Linked DNA regions of Homo sapiens: region 1 is linked to region 2. The links are chromatin loops, found by intact Hi-C in ENCODE. Cell type or tissue: heart left ventricle. All regions are shown on one strand. Links, peaks and the distances in the headings refer to the core of each region. The heading gives the core; the rest is flanking DNA.

Evidence for each region. Peaks named below come from ENCODE experiments on the same cell type or tissue, not always from the same donor. Only the 100,000 strongest peaks of a DNase experiment are listed, where the experiment ranks them.
Region 1: a loop joins it to region 2, with 6 times the contacts of the local background. A loop is called at or near these places in 15 of 110 quality-filtered maps.

Annotation. Positions count from the first base shown.
Region 1 is chr10:124,986,125-124,988,624 of GRCh38, reverse strand. ZRANB1 (zinc finger RANBP2-type containing 1) reads right to left here. Exons shown (of 9, transcript NM_017580.3): 9 at 436-2,500. It overlaps CTBP2 (C-terminal binding protein 2), which reads left to right. Exons shown (of 11, transcript NM_001329.4): 11 at 1-2,500. Among named protein-coding and RNA genes, the nearest start is that of ZRANB1, 45 kb to the right of the region's middle. In heart left ventricle, for the core only: no CTCF peak of the experiment used is centred there; no DNase peak of the experiment used is centred there.
Region 2 is chr10:125,327,430-125,336,146 of GRCh38, reverse strand. No RefSeq gene overlaps it. Among named protein-coding and RNA genes, the nearest start is that of CTBP2, 170 kb to the right of the region's middle. In heart left ventricle, for the core only: no CTCF peak of the experiment used is centred there; no DNase peak of the experiment used is centred there; H3K27ac peaks cover 906 bases.

The sequences.
Region 1 (2,500 bases), core at 1-2,500, 340 kb after region 2:
TGATTTTAACAAATCCTATTAGATTTGTATCAACTAGTTACATGTTCTATTCATAGTCTTTTGTGAATCATTGCCTTTTTGTTTAAAAAGATGGCCTATTTTGAGCCTTTGTATAGGTACATTCCTGTTTTTGTGACAAAAGAAAAACTTTAAAATTGTCCCAAACAGAAAAATAATGGCTATCAGAAGTATGTTTTGTTTTAGTGTGAGTTACCGTTACTGTATTTGTTTATTGTAAAGGTGGACATTTAGCGTTCAGTGCAGTTTTCAATAAAAAGTAATTAAAATTTGTTAAGTTCTGAAATTCAAGTACATCTCACTAATGTAAATGTTCTCTACTTGAGATGTTTAAGGCAATTGCATTGTCAATTAGCCAATTTCCAGCTCTTGTTACTACAGGGTTCCATAACCAGACTCAAGACCGCTGACAATTAATTACCTGTGATAACAAAAAGTTTAATTGAAAAATCAAAACCTCACACAAGTCCATCATTATCACGTCATGCCATCCTTAAGATGCAATGGTGGGTTAGTGCTAAATCAATTCAAAAAAAAACAAAGTTGCTCAACTTTTAGAGTTCTGACTTTAATCTACCCCAAAGCAAAATGACCTGGACCTGGTTCAAGGGAGGGAAGTGAACCTTGAAACTGTTTTGCCAATAACCTAACAAACAAAATGATATTTACAAAGAAGTGTTGCAAATAGTCCCATGAGTTAAGAGCTTGATTTAATGGATCTTCTTTTTAAATAGAATTAAACCTTTATACTAAAAGTATTTGCAAGTGTCAATTAAGTCCAACAATTCCAGGTATGAAACTCCCTCTGAGCTCTTCCTTATACTTCCCTTCCCAATTAAAACAAAACAAGAAAATCATGGTGTCTTAAAGCCTTTGGCTTGCCTGGCCTTGTCTGCTCACTCATTTTAAGGTGGTGGCCCCATCCCAACTCTACCATAAAAGTGTCTATTAACACAAGCTCACATGGAGAGAGACGGCGCTCATAGTTACTGACCTATTACCCCAGGGAACAAAAAGGTAGTTTAACGTCTTCGTAACCACTCATCAAAGAGGCAATGAAATATGCGTGAAAAGGAGGCCAAGCGCACACAGAATATCTTACCTTCACGAATATGTGAAGAAGTCTGGGACACGATGAACCTAAGAGTCAAAAACATAAAAAGGCAGGTCTGAATCCATGGTCCACCTGGGTTTTAATTATTAGATCTTGGTCGCCCAAACAAAAATTTATATATATATATATAAATTTGACCCCAAGGAAGAACAAGTCAAAACAAAATGCCACGCTCTGTTTGCTCTAGAAAAAGAACCATCAAGTCCACAGAGTGCAGGTATGACTTACTCTCCAGAGTCAGTCATTAATGTCTGTCACCTAGCCACGTATAATCATCTTTGAAAAAGGACTATATTCTATCTTGGGACAATAATTATGGCTGTTTTAATAGTTCAAGAGCATAATATAGCATTGATTTACCAAAATTTTTGGCCTTTAACAGCCAGTCTATGAAAACCATTTAGAGCCCCATTCCTGTCTGTAGCCTAGGAAATGGAACCATCTTTAATTCTTTCCCACAGGGAAGAATGCTGCACCTATCACACTATGTGGTCAGGGTCACTGATTGATAATAAATAAATAAATAATAGAGCGCTCAGGGGAAACAACACTCACCAGACCACAACACACAGTAGAAGCTAAGTGCTGAGCGTGTACTCTGGACAACGCTGGCTGCAATGCAGACTGCAATGGCTACATGCTTTTCCCTCTAACAATTCTCTTTGGCTTTTTCAATTGGGAGGGCAGATTTTGCTTAACAGGCAACTAGAACAGGATCTCTGCCCACTAAAAAATTATCCCTATACATAGAGAAATTACTACAGATGCTAAGTAGTCAGAATGCTAACATTTTCTACAAACTTGATTACTTATTGGCCAAAATGAAAGCAAACAGCCAATTTTTAACAACACATTCACCACTTGAAACAAACAGCAGCATTTACATTATATCAAAGATTCATTTCTACAGAATCGTACTAAAAAATCATTTTTCCTGCAAGATTTAGCATGCAGCAAAAAATGATCTTTTCATCCTGGGAACACCTTTTTACTGAGTTTTCGGGGGGAAAGAACTAAAGACATGACAGTTTTGTGGGTATTTTTCTATTTTTAGTATTCTGGCAGCAAATTTGAGGTTGTACACATTTCATTATCAACTAAACAAAACAAGAAGCAAGCAAATACTTTAAGGTTTTCACAGCCTTTTTCATCACAGGGAAGGAAAAAACTGTGTGTGTGTGTGTGTGTGTGTGTGTGTGTGCGCGCGCGCGCGTGCGTGTGTCGTCTTTCCAAATTCCTGGCCACATCAATAGTCTAGAAAGTGCTTATCAGGACACCAAATATTTCTGTGTTCCTGAGATAGGTCTGAAATTTTTACCCAGTATTGAATGTATACCTGAAGTGGTCAAATAATACTTCTTATAAAAA
Region 2 (8,717 bases), core at 2,698-5,197:
ATCTTCAGCACTCTGCCCGCTCACACTTGTCCACACCAGCCTTCCTTGTCTCTTATTTTTCTGTCTTTTTTCTTCCAGTCCCAACGAGTTGCCAAGGTCATTGACCAGTGTGTAGAAATCCATGTATCTATTCTCACTTGTGCCATTTCTCCTTCCACATACAGCAGATGACACTATCCACCACAAAAATGGTCCTTGGTCTGGCACCCACGCAGCAATTAAAAAGAGGAGTCAAGATGAGAGGAGTTGTCTCAGGATTGGTGGGCTGTGGGAATCTGCTTGGGATTTTTCCCAGGAAGGGGAGTCAGATTTTTCTAATGGCCCCTTTAGGGATCAATACAAGACACATTTGCACCAAAGCCAACTGAATCTCTTTTCTTACAGCTGCCCTTGGGCCTACTGTACTCATAATACAAAAGGATGTGTTAAGAGTAGGCACAATAATGAATGTAACCCACCAACATGACCTACACCATACCATGCGTTACATACTGATTGTCACTACCATTCATTGAGGCTCTTCTATGAGCCAGGCTACAGGACAAGTACTGTGTCCTGTACATTCCCTGTGTTATTACACTTAATCCTAATGGCAACCCTATGAGGTTGGCAGTTTTACTATTATTTTCATTTCACAGGTGAGAAAATGGAAGCTCCAAGAAGTGAAGTAACTTTAACACCCAAGTCAGTCCAACTCCATGCTCAAGCATTCAGCTCCTCAGGCCTCCAATAGAGTCTTTTGAGAACAACTATGCTGCTTAGTAACACAGTATGTATGTAGCTATAGTATTAACATACTGATATACATTTAAATTGGTATAATGGACTGAGTATTTGATAAGAAAGAGAAATAAAAATGCCCCTGTCTGTGCCTCTCATTGGCTGGACCCAGTGGGAAAACGTTGGGGGCATGATGTTGGAGGATGGACCCAATGGGAAGATGCTATCCATATGGGCCACAAGGGGCATGAGCATCTCTGAAGCAGGGTGGAGAAGGATGGAGAATAGACGCATAGCAGGTTATCATCACATAGGCCTGTCCATCCCCCCAACTAAAATGTAAGCTACAAGAGTGCAGAGCTGTAGGGACCTTCATCTGTGTTGTTCTCTGATGTATCCCAAACACCTAGAAATGTGTCTGGTAATGAGCAGATGAATAGTAAACATCTGTTAAATAAATGGAGGATTTATTGCCTGACCCAGTTGACCAACCAACATCACCTGGACCAGAAGTCAGCAAACTACTGCCCTCTGTCCACTCGTTCATGTATTGTCTGTGGCCACTTTCACACAATAACAGCAGATTTGAGTAGGTGCTACTGACATTGGCCCGCAAAGCTGAAAATATTTGCTATCTGGCCCTTTCCAGAAGAAGATTGCCAACTCTTGCTGTAGAGAGACAGTGCAGTCCTCCAGAGCTCCAGTAGCAGGCCTGGGAGCCAGGGAGTTGGAAGGAGCCAGCCATCAGGAGCTAGCAAACCTCAAGATTTAAGCATTTCATGGGAGGGAAACCATTCCTGAGCCCAGAATTCTGTTTAGTGGATTACCTCTGCACAAACCCCAAATGACCCTAAAAGAAGGATGTCTTCTTATCCAGAAGAAATTCCCTCACCCAGACACCTCATCCATAGATGAGAATAACAATGCCATCAGCAGATAGAAGCTTCATCTGAGGAGCACAGAGGTTTCTTGCCTCATTCGTCTTGGTGACTTACGTGGTAAAGAGGATGAAGAGAACCCAGGATGGTTCTACCCAAAGAGCCTCCATTTTCCAGGCTTCCTGGGGTTATGCAGAGTGGAGAGGTGGCAGTCCTCTTCCCCTGCATGCCCTCTGCACACCAGAACCCTCTCCTTCTAGAGCCCTTCAGGTTTTAAACTCAACCCTCACCTTCTCCCCCACCCACCCCCACGGTTTCTGCCTCTGTTTTAAACCTGAACCACAAACTTCAGCTTATGTACTTACCTTTTGGATGTGACAAGCTGGGGGCATGGGGTTCAGGGCAGCTTAAATTTCCTAAAGGTTACTATTGTGGCAGGGTGAGGTGGGAGGACCTTCTTATGGCTCTAGGCCACCAAAGCCCATTGGGCAGGGGCTGCTCCCACACTGCTCCTCTCTCTGCCAGTCTTTAATCAGTCTTCCTCTTGGTCTCCCTCCAAGAAAGGCCACTACAATCATCACTTTCCCATCTTTCTGTCTGTCAGCACTTACTGCAACAGACAACCAACTAGACAACCCCCACAGTGCCAGAAATACCTTTGCATGGACCTCATTATCAAAAATAGAATGCAATCAAGACCAGCGGAGGTTACAGTAAAGTCACCAAAAATTACCCAAATGTCCCTCTGAGCTAGCTCATAGGTTTTAAAAGTGTGTGGTGGGTGGAATGAGCCTTCTATGTTCCTAATTTTGGCTCCTCCAAATGAAATATTAATAATACTACTACTATTGCATTTGACAACATGAAGAAGCTTCCAGTGATCAGGAAGTTATTGAAACCCTTGGGGAGTGTAAGCTCCAATACCACAAGGCAACCCACTTCACAAAGCCCACCAGAAAACCATAGGCATTCATCAGACTAAAACTGCATGTACTCAGAGACATATTCTTTGCACCTACGAAATGTCATATTTCTATCCATTGACCTCGTGGATACCCACAGTAAGTCATTTGCATCTGAGATCATCCAGCCAGAAAGAGTAACTGAGTCCTGATTCACAGGACAACGTTTTGCTGACATTCACTTTATTCACTTTCCCCAGTGATTCTTCCTTTGAGTCAGTGAGTTATCCTCAAGGGTTTCAGTAACTCCCTGATCAACTTTTGTGCCCGGGGACTCACATCTACATTACCACATAAATTGTGGTTCTGAAAACCTGCCATGAATACAGATGTCTTTGTCTGTTCAGCTTATTACTGGAAGCTTCTTCATATTGCCAAATGCAACAGTAGTAATAATATTAATATTTCACTTGGAGGAGCCAAATCTGGGAACATAAAAGACTCGTTCCACCCACCACATATTTTCAGAACATAGGAGCTAGCCTAGAGGGACATTTGAGTCATTTTTGGTGACTTTACTGTAACCTCCACCGGTCTTGATTGCATTCTATTTTTGATAATAAGGTTCACGCAAAGGTATTTCTGGCAGTGTGGGGGTTGTCTAGTTGGTTGTCTGTTGTAGTAAGTGCTGACAAACAGTTGGAATGAAAACTTAAATACTTATATAATCTGCAGAAAAATGGACTCACATCTGTGGGTAAAATAAGCAGATAAAATGGTGCTCAAATTAGATTTGATTTTCCCCCCTAGAATTGGCAATGTGTAAATGAGGCTGGCAAGTGACGGCAGGCATCAGATGACACTGAATAAGAATGGCAAAACTGCAATGCCAGCTTGGTTCCAGGCAGCTACGGTCAGGTGATTTGCCCATCCATAAAGAAGCACATGGAAAAGATTGCAAGAGTTGGGATGCTGAGATGGCAGAACTGTGATTTGAGGAATGCCAGCAAATCAGTGTTCAATCAGCATAGATGTTTGTCTGAAGTCCAATAGAACTGCAAGTCCAACTTTTAATTCACTTACGCCAATTACCCCCACCATCCCCCATAGGCACAAGATTGCTTTACTCAAACGTATCTCTCATAGAAGAAAATGATCGGTCTTATTTGTTCCATTTCACCAGTTACTGAGGAAATGGATAAGACATTTCTGGTGCCATTTTGAAAAAATGAATCCAATGTAGGTCACATTGGAATGAAAACAAAGATGCCCTTCTGAAGCTACCATTGTGGGGGTAATAATGTGTAATAATATTACAGTAGTAATATTATTAATATTTCACTTGGAGCTCCTGTTGGGGGGAATAAAAGCATAACGCAAAAGCAGGGAATAAATATCTGCAATTATGCATTAGCTAATGCATGTAGCTGTCCTTGCCCAGGCTTGGAGTTATGGGTTTGCATTTTCTTTTCTAAAACAGTTTTTTAACACTGACATCTTGGCCTTGAAGACAAATGTTTCTTCACTTGCTTAGAATAAGAAATGGGTTGTGCTGGCTTAGAAACACAGAATGCAGTGAGGTTTTCTGGCTTTTTGTTTTTTTAAGAAAAAAAATTCAGAATATATAACCTACCAATAGGATCTGAAGGGAGAGGGTCTGGTCTAAACCTTCTTGCCAGGCCATCTCAATGGCCTTCTTATGTACACGTGGAAAAATAAGAGAATTGAAAAGAAGTCTGTTTAGGTTTCCAACTGTTCAGAAAACAAAGCATGGTTTCCTCTTCAGTTTTCTATTTTGTAAATATTTCGGTACAATAACGTAGCCCCACATTTTAATTTGACTGACTCACCATGGGAGGGCAAATCGAATAGCTAAAAGGAAGTCTTTAGGTATGATGGCACTGGAAAATATTCAGAACTCAAGATGGGGGTGGGTAGCATCTGGGGAAGAGGAGCTGTGGGGTGAACAGGAAGTTTGCTGACTGCGGACTTGAGCATCATGCCTCATAGGCCTTGAATAAGCAGAGGCAGGGGTCCCTGGTGCTCAAGCTTCTCACTGAAAAAGAAATGGGATTGTTTGCCTGCAGTGGTTACTGAGGGAAGACCCACCCTGACCGAGTAGGTGCTGCTGAAGGCATCCATCAGGTGCTCTGCCCACCTGCCCAAGCAATTTTGAAGGGAGACCAATAGAAAACCAAGAGCTGAATGCCTGAGAAACATCTCCCCCGCTAAAGCCATTTCTGGGGCAGCCCCTCCACACTGCTGATACCTGTGTCCAGATGGCCACTTTGACCTTGGCTGCAGTCGCTCAGGTCCTCTTCTGTCCATGCCTGGCCTGGCCTTGGCTGGAACACTATGGAGGGGCAGGAGGGGGTGGCCATCTGGTGTGGGAGGCGTTGGCTGTAGGTCCTCTCGGGAGACAGGTGGTTCAGCGGCAGGAAGGACTTACCAGGCTGAAACTAATCAGAAGATGGGCTGGCTGCTGGTGTGTGCTGGAAGCTCACAGAAATGTTACAGAGCAAGGCAGACGGTGGAGGGTGGAGAGGCCGGCAATGAGGAACTGGGTCACCCTCATCATTCCTCCCTTGGGGTGGCCCTGAGTGAAGTCCCTGGGCCACAGGTCTAACCAGCAAAGGAAAAGCCAGCACCCCAAGGTAAGAAGAGAGGCCCAGGGGCCATGAGGAGGGGAAGGCCCTAAGACTGGAGGCCTTTACCCCTGGACCACTGCCCCAAGCTTGTGTGTCCCAAGCCTTTGATGGCCACCCCAGTGGCTCCTTCTGGAAGGTGGCTGTGGCTTGGTCTGATCCAAAGGGACTCCTGGAGCTCTGGATGCCATGAAGAGGGAGCAGTGGCATGAAGGTCTCCATCCCTGGTCCATTGGATCTGCCTCCACCAGCCTGGTGTCATCCAGAGCTAGAGGCATCACCAAAGAACTCTAGGAGGCCACCCTCTGGCATGGAAAACACATGGACCAGAGCAGCCCCAGCCATGGCATTCACTCACTCTTGACCTTGGTGAAGCCATTGAGCTCTGCAGGCCACATTTGTTCACCTAGCAAGTAAAGAAAATGAACCTGGTAGATAGACTGTCTCTAGATTCCTCTCAGGGAATGGTGACTTGAAGCCAGAAGATTGTGAGTTTGAGTCCTAGCTCTCCAACTTCCATGTTATATGATCTTGGGGAATTTACCTTCATCACCTGAACCTTCATTCTCTCATTGGAAACATGAAATAATAATGCTTCATTTAATCTGAAGTTAAGTGAAATAAAGTGCTCAGGGGGGTAGGTGGTACAGGATAGGTGACTCCTTTTTCCCAGTTGTCCTTCTTCCTGAGGTCCCTTCAGTTTAAAAATTCTGCAATTCCATGGATGCCAGGGAAAACCCAGCTTAATCTATAACATCTTTAGAATCCTACCCCATCAGGGCTGACTTCCTTTGCACAGGTTGGGGATTCTGTAAGAAGGTACAGGTGCCATGTGATCTCCTGGACTGGATGCCCCTGAGCAAGTCACCTGTCCTTCTGGCTTTGGTTTCTACATCCACAAAACAATGAACAGGGCCCTGGGCTAATGCCATCCCCAGAAACTCTGTGTCCTTCTTGGCTCTGGATTTCTGCTTCAGTGGAGTCCTGCTCTCATGGAGATTCATGCTCAGCGGATGTGGAAGGGTGCAGGTCTTCAGGTGGGTGACCTTTGACCATGGGAGTGCATCAGGACCACCACAGAAGCTTTGGCAAAGAAAGTTGCATCCAGCCCAACCTGGGGCAGCATTCCGGAGCTCCGCTGTGGAGTCTGAGAGTCTGCTTTTCCAAAATCTGGGGTTTAATGGAAATAAAGAAGCCAAAGTCTAGGGAGCAAAGAGCACCAAAGGAAAATTTAGAAAACAGTAAAGAATTTGCTCAGAAAAAGGAAGGGCTTATCTGAGACTTTCTTCCCATGTTAATTTTGCAAAGAAGTCCAGATGAATAATTCCTTCTTTCATTAATTCAACATCAATTTTTGACCTCCTAGTAGAGTATATGTCACACTGCATACTGGGGTTCAGAGTCCTGAAATGAAACAACATCTTAGAGATGGAATCTTCCAGAGTCATGACTCTCCAGATAAGGAGAATAAGCCCAGGAAAGGACGTGACTTGGCCAACATCCCACAGCCAGAGGCTTGAGAGGACTCGAATCCAGACCCCAGCTCCCTCCCCCAACCTGGCAGCCCAGCAGCGACCACAGGCACGTTTTGTTTCATCTGTCAGTGTTTTTCTGCTGATTTCAAGGAAAAATCCATCTTGTGTTACTAAAATCACAAGATCTGGCCACCAGTACACTGGGCCTGTTTCCCACGGGCAAGGATCTGCAAGTCACGTTTCCCTTGTCTGGGAGCTGAGGGCCTCAGTTGGCCACAGGCCCACCCTCCACTGAGCTCATTTATTTGGGACACCTGCCTGGGCCCCGAAGGCAGTGAGTTTGCAATCCCTGACCAAGGGAAGAGAGGCTGGAAGGATGAGAATGCCATGGAACCTTCTCCCAGTTCCACAAATGAGGAGGGCTAGTGAGTCCACTGAGCCTTCAATGAATTCTTCATGGCGAAATTCAGTTAGACATTTAAGTATAAAAGAACAGTCATGTAAATCTAAAAATTAAAAAGCGTAATTTATATATTCATATTGACATTTATTGTCCATGGGATTTTCAGTGAGCCTGAAACCATGTGCCCCAGAATATGGGGATTCTTTCCTGGGGGACCTTGATATCCCCATTGGGCTCTAAAGGTTTGAAAGGGCTTTACTCACCTGTTTTCCTGGTGCCATGCAGGCGACCACAGAGATGAGCTGGGCTACAGGTTCTGCCTGTTTCCCATCGCCTTTGCTGGCTGGGATCAATTGTCCCCTCCACCAGATTCTAACCCAACTTCTCACCCTCACCCTCCAGCACTTGGACTGCACTCACTAGAAATTCAGAGAGGAATTTACCTCCACACTCTGCATGAGGGAAGGGAGTTCAACCAGCAAATTAACTGTGTTTGCAAAGCAGAAGGTAAATGTTTAACCTACAGAGAAGATCATTCCATTTGAAAACCCCTAGTCATCCTTTTCTGCAGACAACCCATCTACCAATTATAGAGAATTAAGTTAAAATAGGTCCAGCCTGAACGTCTGCCGATCCTCCCTTCCTGAGAATGGGGAAACCTGGTTGTGCAAGGAACTTCGAACATGGTTCTCAACACAGGCATTTCACCAACTGTGTTAGTCTGTTCTTACGCAGCTACTAAAGACATACCAGAGACTGGTTATTTATAAAGGGATTTATGGGGGAAGAGATTTAATGGACTTACAGTTTCACATGGCTGGGGAGGCCTCACTATCATGGCAGAAGATGAAGGAAGAGCAAAGAGACATCTTACATGGCGGCAGGCAAGAGGGCTTGTGCAGGGGATCTCTCATTTTTAGAACCATCAGAACTCATGAGACTTATTTACTACCATGACAACAGTATGGGGGAAACCGCCCTCATGATTCAATTTTCTCCACCTGAACCTGCCCTTGACACGCAGAGATTATTACAATGCAAGGTGAGATTTGGGTGGGGACACAGCCAAAACATATCATCAACTCAGGTGAGCTTTCCCCAAATTTACTTTGAATGAGTCAGGCTTTAGAGAATATCTACAGATCAGGAGCAATGGATCAAGTCTCCAATGGCGGTGGAGAGATCTACATAGACACCCTTTTCACTTGATTCTTCCAAAAGATTGGGGGAAGAGGATGAAAGGGGGAGAACACAAAACTGAAAGGTCGAAGTGAGCAGAGCAATTGTGCCTGAGCTGTTGTCCTCTCCGTTCTGCCCTCTCATAGTGTTTTGTGGGGGTTTTTTGTTGTTGTTTTTTGTAGAGACAGGGTCTCACTGTGTTGCCCAGGCTGGTCTCAAACTCCTGGGCTCAAACATCCTCCTGCCTCCGCCTCCCAAAGTATTGGGATTACAGGTGTGATCCATGGTGCCCAGCCTTGCCCTGTCATGGTTGCTGGTCAAAACTCCCTTCATCTCTACACTCAGCACAAGTGTCCTCCCTCCACAGATTCCTCCAGTCCCCCCAGTTCCAGTACAATAACCTCCAGCTCTTTCTGCCACCCAGATCTCCCACGGTGCTTGGCTCCCACCTCTGCTATTTCAGCTGTCCACAGCAGGCTGCGTCTGTCAGTGGTCAGTTCCTTGGAGGTGCAGGA